Linked DNA regions of Mus musculus: regions 1 and 2 are each linked to region 3. A link is a contact called in ENCODE Hi-C or POLR2A ChIA-PET data. All regions are on one chromosome and are shown on one strand. The core of a region is the stretch at or near the end of the contact, and the rest is flanking DNA. Distances in the headings are between cores, read along the strand shown.

Region 1 (2,987 bases), core at 222-2,721, 35 kb before region 3:
TGACCAAAGCAACTTTTTATAAAGGACAACATTTAATTGAGGCTGATTTCAGAGGTTCTGTCCATTATCACGGCACGAAGCATGACAGTGTACAGTCAAACATGTCCTGGAGAAGCCAAGAGTTCTACATCTTGACTCAGAAGCAGGTGGGAAGAGATGCCCTTTTCCAGGCAGCCAGGAGGAGGGTCTCTTCTGCTCTGGCCAAAGCTTAAGCTTTGGACCTCAAAGCTCACTCCTACAGTGACTCACCTCCTCCAACAAGCCCAAACCTACTCCAACAATGCTACACTTCCTAATAGTACCACTTCCCATGGGCTAAGCATATTCAAACCACCACATACAAGTCACATAATTACCCGATAATGCAGTACACATTAGTTCTATCTTCCCTTTTGGAATATGAGCTATGTGAGGAGACAGACTCATTCACACCTCCAACATCTAGTAAGTCTTTCAAAATATATTATTGCCTATGTTTAACCAACAATCTCATTTATTCCTCAAGCTCTGCTAACCAAATGCAGCAGGCAGGATGGCCTACTGGGTAGAACTTGCTGTGCAAGTCTGATGACTCAAATTGAATCTCCAGGAACCCACATAAAGATGGAAGGTGAAGAGGTGACTTCACAAATGTGCCGTCTGACTTTCATAAGCCAAACACACATCACACACGTACATTCATATAGTAATAAAATATAATTCTATTTTTTAAAAAACTGTATTAGAGTCAGTGAGATGGCTAATCATTTAAAAAAAAACAATCGCTATGCAAGCCTGTTAAGTGAGTTCTTATTCCTTAGACCCACATGGGAAGACTCTGACCTTCACATATGCGTTTGTTACGTGTGCCCCTCCCTTATATGTAAGTCAGGACCTCATCCAATCCCTGAATGTGGCAAGCAAAATTGTTGCTTTGTATAGAATGAGAAAAACCTGGATCATAAAGGCAACACTACACCATATCTTGGCCACGTATGAAGAAGGCAGCTAGAACTGACAGGTCACTGGGCCTGTTCGGGGCGGTATGACCCGAAGTTGCTCTCTGAACAACACCTCAGGGTCAGCACAGCAGGTACCGTTTGAGATCGTCAATACACAGTAAAATCTGCCAGGCTCGGCAGCAGGAGCGAAAACACGCTGGGCCAGCGCTGGGTGGGGTGGGTGTGGGAGGCAGTTACATAATTAGCCAGCTCCTGGGCTTTCCTCCCCCGGCAGGGCGGCCCTCACGAGCCGAGCCTCGAGACTCGACCCCAAATAGCTCCAGGAAAAAACCCGGACCGTAGGTGAACCCAGGAGTTCGTCACGAAGATTACATAAGTGGCAGACTCCTGGCAGGAGCAGAGCGTGTCCCGGAGATCCGCGCCCCGATTGGCTGTCCCGAGGCGGCACTGGACACGTGCGTCAGCCTAGCGTCAGCGTGGCGTCATGGGGTTGGGAGGGACTTAGTGGGAAGAGGCGTGTCCAGCTGCTCAGAGGGCTCCCGGATTGGCTGAGAGGCGCAGGAGCCGTCCCTCCAGGCCGGCCTGAGGGCGGCGCCTCGTTCCGGGTGCCCGCGTTGGCTACCGGCTTCACAAAGATGATCATGGCAGCTCGGACCAGTCAGAGGGCCCTGGCGAGGGTGGCATCGGGGTGCCATCCGAAGTCGACCACCGTGACGGAAGCCCCGGCGCGGGGGTCTGCGCGCGACGTCAGGTAGCGAGCGGAGGTTTTCCGGGCGGCGGGTTCGGGACGGGCCTGTGGCCGGGGCGCTGACCCTAGTCGGCTCCGGAGACCCGGGGCGCGGCGCTCGGCCGGCTGGTCTGCGTGCACCTCATATTATCGGGGTGAGTCAGCGACGAGACGGCCGTGGGAGGACGGACAAGCAGCCGGGTCTCCGGCTCCCGCCCTTCCGGTCTCCAAGAGGTGGGCGGCGGCCGTCGGGAAAGTTTAACTGCGCCCGAGAGCGCCGGCTCCCGGGCCGTGGGAGTGCGTGTCCTGGCGGTGAACCGCTTGTCAGACGCTCTCTCACTTGCTGTGGAGTTCTTTGACCCCGGCCACTCAGCGCTTGCAAAATGAAACACAGCCAACAAAGAGGACCTGTTGTTTTTTTCACTACACTGTAACTTTGAGGTCCTGTAACCTTGAAGATGGCTCTGTCCTCGGTTTTCCTGCTTGGTCCTTTAGGTGGAGATGAACCTAGAGACCTGAAGGACACTATAAGTCTACAATGCAGTTTTCTATTACAAATAAGACTGTAATAAAGTATTCTCAAAAATTAAAATTAACTCAGAGTGGCGGCTCACACCTGTAATTTTAGCAATAAAGTCAAGTAAGTATCGCGGTGGGTTCAAGGCCAACCCGAACTACAAAGTGAGCCCCTGTCTCAGGACCAAAAGAAAAGAAAATTGGTATTTGAGATGAATCAATATGTATACATTACAGAGGAGAAAGTCCAACTCTTGCCTGGGTTTCAGAACATTTTGGTTGAATGAAGACTTTAAAATGTCAGCCAAGAGGCCAGGTCTGGTGCTTTGGAGGCCAGCCTGGTCTGTGTAGCTAGTTGCATATCAGCCAGAGCTACAAGGTAAGATTTGTCTCAAAAACAAACAGAAACTAGCAGCCATGCTTCATCTCCAAATCTTACACAAACATGTTGAAACTGTGAAATCGGGTAGTTTATCCTCAAAAGATAGCTTTTCAAGCAGGACATACTGCTTATATTACTGATTAAATGTTGCTTTGCTGCTTATGGTCCGAGGCTCATGCTCAGAAAGTCCATACCAGCCTCAGCCTGGGAAATACCAAGTGACTGGATCTAAAAAAAAAAAAGGCAACAAAAATGGTATATAAATGCATAAAAGTATTACATTATCTTGTGTTCTGGCCTTTAATGTAATATGTTATTTGAGAGAGTAGTTTTGGAATATTAGTGATTACAAAGTCTGTTTTCAATATGTTACAGTACTCACTTGTTAGCTTGACTGTGTATGTAGCTAGTTGTATGGGGC
Region 2 (2,700 bases), core at 104-2,603, 43 kb after region 3:
CAGCTTGAGATTCGATTTGGAGGTTGTGTAATTCTAACCATGGCCCAGCTCTGAGAAGTGGCTCACTTTGGGCGGGTCTTGATGCAGATACCAGCTTCTGCCTCCAGCTTAAGACCTCTGTTTCTGAACCCCATGCTCTTGAAGTTATAAAGAGCACTTACCCAGTGTCCACAACTTCCTCACCAGGTGTCCCATGGTACTATAAACCAAAACAAACTTTTCTTGTTTGGAAAAAAAAAAGATTCTGGTAAAAATGCTGTGTTTTTTTTCTTATTTTGGGAAAGATTGAGAGAAGATTTAAGTCTTGCTCTGTAGCCCTGCCTGGCCTGGAACTCTCTATGTAGCCCATGCTGGCTTTGAATTCTAAACAATTCTTTTAACTGTTTTGCTTATTTACTTGCTTATTTATTTAATGTGTGTAAGCTTTTTACCTGCATGCGCCCAAGGGATTCAGAAAAAGGTGTGGGATCACCTGGGTTGGATTACACATGAACCCCTAAGCCTGGCCGGGCATGCCGTGTACTCCGTTGGTCCCAGCACTCAAAACAAATCTCTTAAATTCAAGGAACATCAGGGAGACGCTGTCTCCAAAAAAAGAAAACACAAAACCAAAACAACAACAAAAGAAAACACACAAAAAACATCACACTTAAAAACACGAGAAACTTGGAATTTTGTTAAGATACAGAATTCATAAAAGCCATCAAGGGCTATTCATTTCCTCCTGCTTCCGACTTGCAAAAATGTGAGTTTATTTTAACTCTAACACACAATAACAGATGTGCGCTTTCTATCTCATGATGGGCATTTTTTTTTTTAATTTAGCATTGAGTCTTTTATCTACGGAAACCAACTTGTCATTGAAAGAGTCCTTGGCTTTTCAGTAAGAGGACCCTAGAAGCAAGATTTATCAGTACCTCCTGTCTTCCCTTTAACCGACCCAGCCAATCTGATTCTAGATTGGGTTAATCCATGAAGATTCTATAAAAATTTACCAGATTATCTGGGGTGGAGAATTATGTTCTCATTTCGCTTTTCTGAGATGGTCACTATTGTGCAAACTGCCCTTCCAGTCTATAGACAGCTGAAGGACAAACACCCACAAGTGACGCAGGCTTGGGTCACCTGCACCACAGACCTTGGAAGCGGCTCTCTACCCCAGCTTCCGGTCGCATCTTCCTTTTCGGCCTCGGCGGAGCTCCGCCGGCTGTTCATTCTGTGCTCCTCCCTCCGCCGGAGCCGCGGGCTCGGCACTCTTCCCATGGTGCTCCGCGCGGGCGGCGGCTGTTCCGCAGGCTGCCGCCCCTCCCCGCCGCCGCAGCGCTGAGCCCCGCCGTGCCCCGCCCCCCGCGCAAGCTGCCGGCCCCCACATCCGGGTACCGACGCCAGCCGCCCAGACTCTGGCACTATGGTCATGGCGGAGGGGACGGCAGTGCTGAGGCGGAACAGGCCAGGCACCAAGGCGCAGGTATCGTCCCTACGGCTTTCCTGTCACAGAGTTGGCGGGGCCGAGCCGGGGCTCTCCTGCTGGCGGGACTCCGTCTAGGAGAGGCCAGGGCGAGCGGGTGGGGGCCGTGGCCGCGGTGGCTGGCCTGCGCTTCCGGAGCCGCGGCCCCGGAGGCAGCCGAGCCGGCGCCGGCCGCCCTGGAGGCCTGCTAGACGCAGGACCCCGCTGTGTTCGCCGAGGCCCGGGGCTGACGCTTGTCACCAGCGGCTGCTGCTGCGCTGCCTGCTGTGAGTGGCAGCTGACGGCGCCCGGGTGTGGGGTGGGCCAGCTGGGGACCAGGGGGCTGTCCCCGCGTCGGGACCGCCGGCGTCGAGGGCTGTAAACACTGCCCACCTCACCGGGAGCAAGCTTGGCCGGTGACGTACCTGCCGGTCGGCTCCATCCAGTTGGTCTAGCCGGATGCAGGTGGCACTAGTTTGCGTTATCCTCCTGTTGTTTGTCTTTGCCACCACTCCCTTCGGCTTCCCTGCAGCTGTTCTCTGGTCCAGCAAGTTTTCGGCACCAGGTTGTGACTTGTTACATGTCATTCCTTGCGTATATTCATGCTAATGCGCGTGGACAATAGTCGGAATGAACTGATTATATACATCAAAATAATAGTAGGGCACTATGGGGAGTAAATTGGTGCTTCTTAGGACTTGCAAACCAGGGATGCTTCACAGTAAAAAAGAACAGAAAAGAACGGAAAAGACCCCCCCCCCAAAAAAAAAAACCACCCACGTTGACATTCAAACTTGATAGGATTAATCAGCCTTTGGAAATGGGTTGAGTCGTTGAGTAGAAGTTCTAAAATCAAAAGAGATATGTTTAAAATGTAATTTTAGCAGGCTGTGTTCTTGTTGCTGCCCAGCCTGCTGCCTCTTACCGTGTACTGAGTAAACTTTTTCTGTTAAAATGTAATTTTTAGGGTCAAGTGGAAATCAAAATACTTAATGCTACTGAGTTTTAGAGAGTTACTGTTTTTCTTTTCTTTCTTTTGTCTTTCTTCTTTCTCTCTTCTCTCTCTTCTCTCTCTCTCTCTCTCTCTCTCTCTCAAGGGTTTCCCTGTGTAGCCTTGACTTTCCTGGAAGTAGCTCTGTAGACTAGGTTGGCCTCGAACTCCGAGATCCACCTGCCTCCCCCATACACACACATCCAATTTAGAGACTTGCTATTTATTATGGATTTTGAAGGTTCTCAAAGTCAGGCTACCC
Region 3 (2,729 bases), core at 182-2,681:
ATGCACAAAATCATGACTATAGTTTGAAAATCCTCCTTGAGATATTACTACTCTATTACATCACAATGTACAAAAGTCCCCCAAATCGCCTGGAGCAGTAGTAAGGACACCATGGTGGTAGAATGACCAATAGACCTCCTGACTAAATAACACCTCTAGACCACTAAGTTGTACCACATGCAAATTAGATTTTTCACAAAACTTGATAACAAATTGCTGTCTTGCAGCTACTATATTCTTTAACACCATTTAAGTATACTGGTACCTTTGGCCCCATTGTAACAGCTACAGCATCTGCTAAAAGGTCTACACCTTGAAGCATTAAGGCTCGAGCGTCCGCACCAAATTTTACATCTTTGGCATAGGCCCGAGTGAGATGAGGAGCCAGTGCCCGGGACACTGGTCTCATCTGGCGAAGGACTGTGGGTAGTCGAAGCATTTCTGGGGAAGGAAAAAAGAAAAATCACTACAAACTTGTCCAACGGTGCTTCAAAACATGGGAGGCTAGATTGGAGCTGGGCTGTCCTCTGCTAACCACCATGCCTGGGCGCTGCAGATTCAGGGCATAATCTGCTAGCCAACTGATCATGGAGGCTGACCCCAAGCCTGACCAACAGCATAAGCACAAAGCACAGAAAACCACATCCCCATGGCCACCCACTCTGCCCTCTCAAGTTAATCTTTCACTGCCAAAGCGGCCTTGGGAGCAGATCCACTCCGAAAAGTGTCCAAAGGAAAAAAATCAAGTTGGTGCAAGCAAGGCAGGTTCTAAATGCAATTGCCTAGAGAACTACAGAAGTACTCATGACGGTGCAAAACCCTCTGAGTGTGTCGCCAGGTATCCACCCGAAGCTACGGTAACACAGCAGCTAGCAAGGCCGGAGGAAAAGACAGTAGGTCAGTCCAGCCTCGCGGCCCCACGTGTCTTCCCGACCAGGAGCCCCGAGCAAGGTCAAAGTGAACACCGGACCGCCGCGGCCACCGGGGACTAAAGGACCCCGACCACCCTCCCACAGAGTCCTGCAGTGCGCCAGGCGCAGGTGGCACCAGAGGGCCCAAGTTGCTTCCACCCTAGCCCGCCCTTGCTCCGGCGCTCGGCCTGGATCGCGTGGTCCCCGCCACACGTGATGAAACCAGCGTGGCCCCGCTGGGCCTGGACAAGTGAGCCGAGCCTGCGGCGTCGCTGCCAGACTTCTCCCCCTAGTCCTCCGTGCTCGGTCCGCGCTGCAAGCAGCCCCCCGCGAGCGCCGGGGCGCCCTGCACGCCGAGGCCGCGTACCTGCGGGGCGGCGGCAGGAGAGCACGAGGCGAGGCAGGCCGTCTGCGGCGAGTGAGGGACCCAGCTCTGGGCGCGCACCGCAATGAGCCCGAGTCCCCTCCCTCCCCGCCCCGCCCCGCGGCCCCGCGTGTGCGCGCGCGCGCCCCCCGCTCTCTCCCACGCCGGGGCCCTGCAATCTGCATGCGGCGCGCGCGGCCCCGCCCTCCGTACCAGAGCCGCCTCAGCTCTGCGGCCTCAGCCCTCTCCCGCCGCCCTACGCTGGTTCCTGGGCCACGGTCCGTTCTAGAACCTTCCGGAAGGCCCCGCGCGTCCCGTGGGTGAAAGGTCAAGTGGCGTCATTTCCGGGAGGGGGGCTCGTTCTTTCACCTCGGCGGCCGGCCTGGAAAAGCCTAGAAAGTGCTCCCCTTTTCTTCCGCCTCCGGCCGCCCGCGTCGGCCCCCTTGCGCGGAGCCCTCGCCACCAATCGGCGCGCGCGTCGGCGTGGCCGCCCCCTCTCACGCTCGGGGGGCTGAGTGCGCCTGCGCGCTGCGCGGCCTTTTCACGTGTCCCAGCCGGCCAGCAGGACTCTCCTTGCAGCAGCGGCCCGAGTTCAGAGTCCGGAGCTGCGGTGGTGGCGGCGAAGGCGAGAGTCATGGTGAGTGTCTCGTGGTTGGCAGGCCTGCGGGTCCAGTTCGGCCTGCGGCCCACGGCGAACCCTTGTGCGCTTTGGGACTAATAGGACAGGGGTCCGGGGTCTGGTCAGTGTCCGGTGTCCGCCCATGGCTCTGCAGAAGCGAGGCCATTTCTCTCTCCACCATGGCTTTGCCGCACGCACGTGTGCGACAAAGCGTCTGGGGCAGGGGGCGGGAACCCGATGCACACGCAGAAGCCCACCTGCCCTGGCAGGGCTTCAGTGGATGTGTCCTATGTTGGAGAAAGACTAAGATCCAGGCTCGAAAAGTGACGCCACTCCCCCGTTATTCGAATTTTTAAAAAAATTAAAGAAATGTTTGACCTTGGAATAGATCAAGGTGGCGATTGCTGATTAGTAATGAAGACCCCCCCCCACCACCACCACCACACACACACACACACCAGACAGGGAAATGAAACTCAGTTTGTCCTATATAGAGTGGAACACTGAGTATATTCTAAAAGTACACTTGAATTTTCTTGTCCTTTTTGGAACAGGTCAGTTTTGACCTGTTGAGAGTTAAGGCTTGCGGTGGTCTTAACTGTTCGTGTTCTGACACTTCGAACTTACACTCTGTTTGATCACATTTCTCTCCACAGGCTGGACAAGCTTTTAGGAAGTTTCTTCCGCTCTTTGACAGAGTATTGGTTGAAAGGAGTGCTGCCGAAACTGTAACCAAAGGTGGCATTATGCTTCCAGAAAAGTCTCAAGGAAAAGTGTTGCAAGCAACGGTCGTGGCTGTGGGGTCAGGAGGGAAAGGAAAGGTAAACTGGTGCCC

The links. Hi-C counts contacts between places; a loop is a spot of excess contacts on that map. ChIA-PET counts read pairs that join two places held with the same protein, here RNA polymerase II (POLR2A).
Region 1: a map of gastrocnemius shows a loop between it and region 3 (5-fold over the local background). The contact joins the promoter of Coq10b here to the promoter of Hspd1 in region 3. A Hi-C loop is called at or near these places in 8 of 37 maps with a recorded cell type or tissue (gastrocnemius, heart and left cerebral cortex). POLR2A ChIA-PET finds 5 or more read pairs at or near these places in 4 of 5 experiments (Patski and embryonic stem cell).
Region 2: a loop to region 3 is called in a map of left cerebral cortex, with 7 times the contacts of the local background. The contact joins the promoter of Mob4 here to the promoter of Hspd1 in region 3. A Hi-C loop is called at or near these places in 22 of 37 maps with a recorded cell type or tissue (T-helper 1 cell, T-helper 2 cell, adrenal gland and 8 more). POLR2A ChIA-PET finds 5 or more read pairs at or near these places in 4 of 5 experiments (Patski and embryonic stem cell).

The regions. Positions count from the first base shown.
Region 1 is chr1:55,051,299-55,054,285 of GRCm38, forward strand. Coq10b (coenzyme Q10B) reads left to right here and starts at 1,472. Exons shown (of 5, transcript NM_001039710.1): 1 at 1,472-1,692. The coding sequence starts at 1,577.
Region 2 is chr1:55,129,892-55,132,591 of GRCm38, forward strand. Mob4 (MOB family member 4, phocein) reads left to right here and starts at 1,354. Exons shown (of 8, transcript NM_025283.3): 1 at 1,354-1,468. The coding sequence starts at 1,409.
Region 3 is chr1:55,086,501-55,089,229 of GRCm38, forward strand. Hspd1 (heat shock protein 1 (chaperonin)) reads right to left here and starts at 1,432. Exons shown (of 12, transcript NM_010477.4): 1 at 1,279-1,432; 2 at 266-441. The coding sequence starts at 439. Hspe1 (heat shock protein 1 (chaperonin 10)) reads left to right here and starts at 1,648. Exons shown (of 4, transcript NM_008303.4): 1 at 1,648-1,912; 2 at 2,551-2,715. The coding sequence starts at 1,910.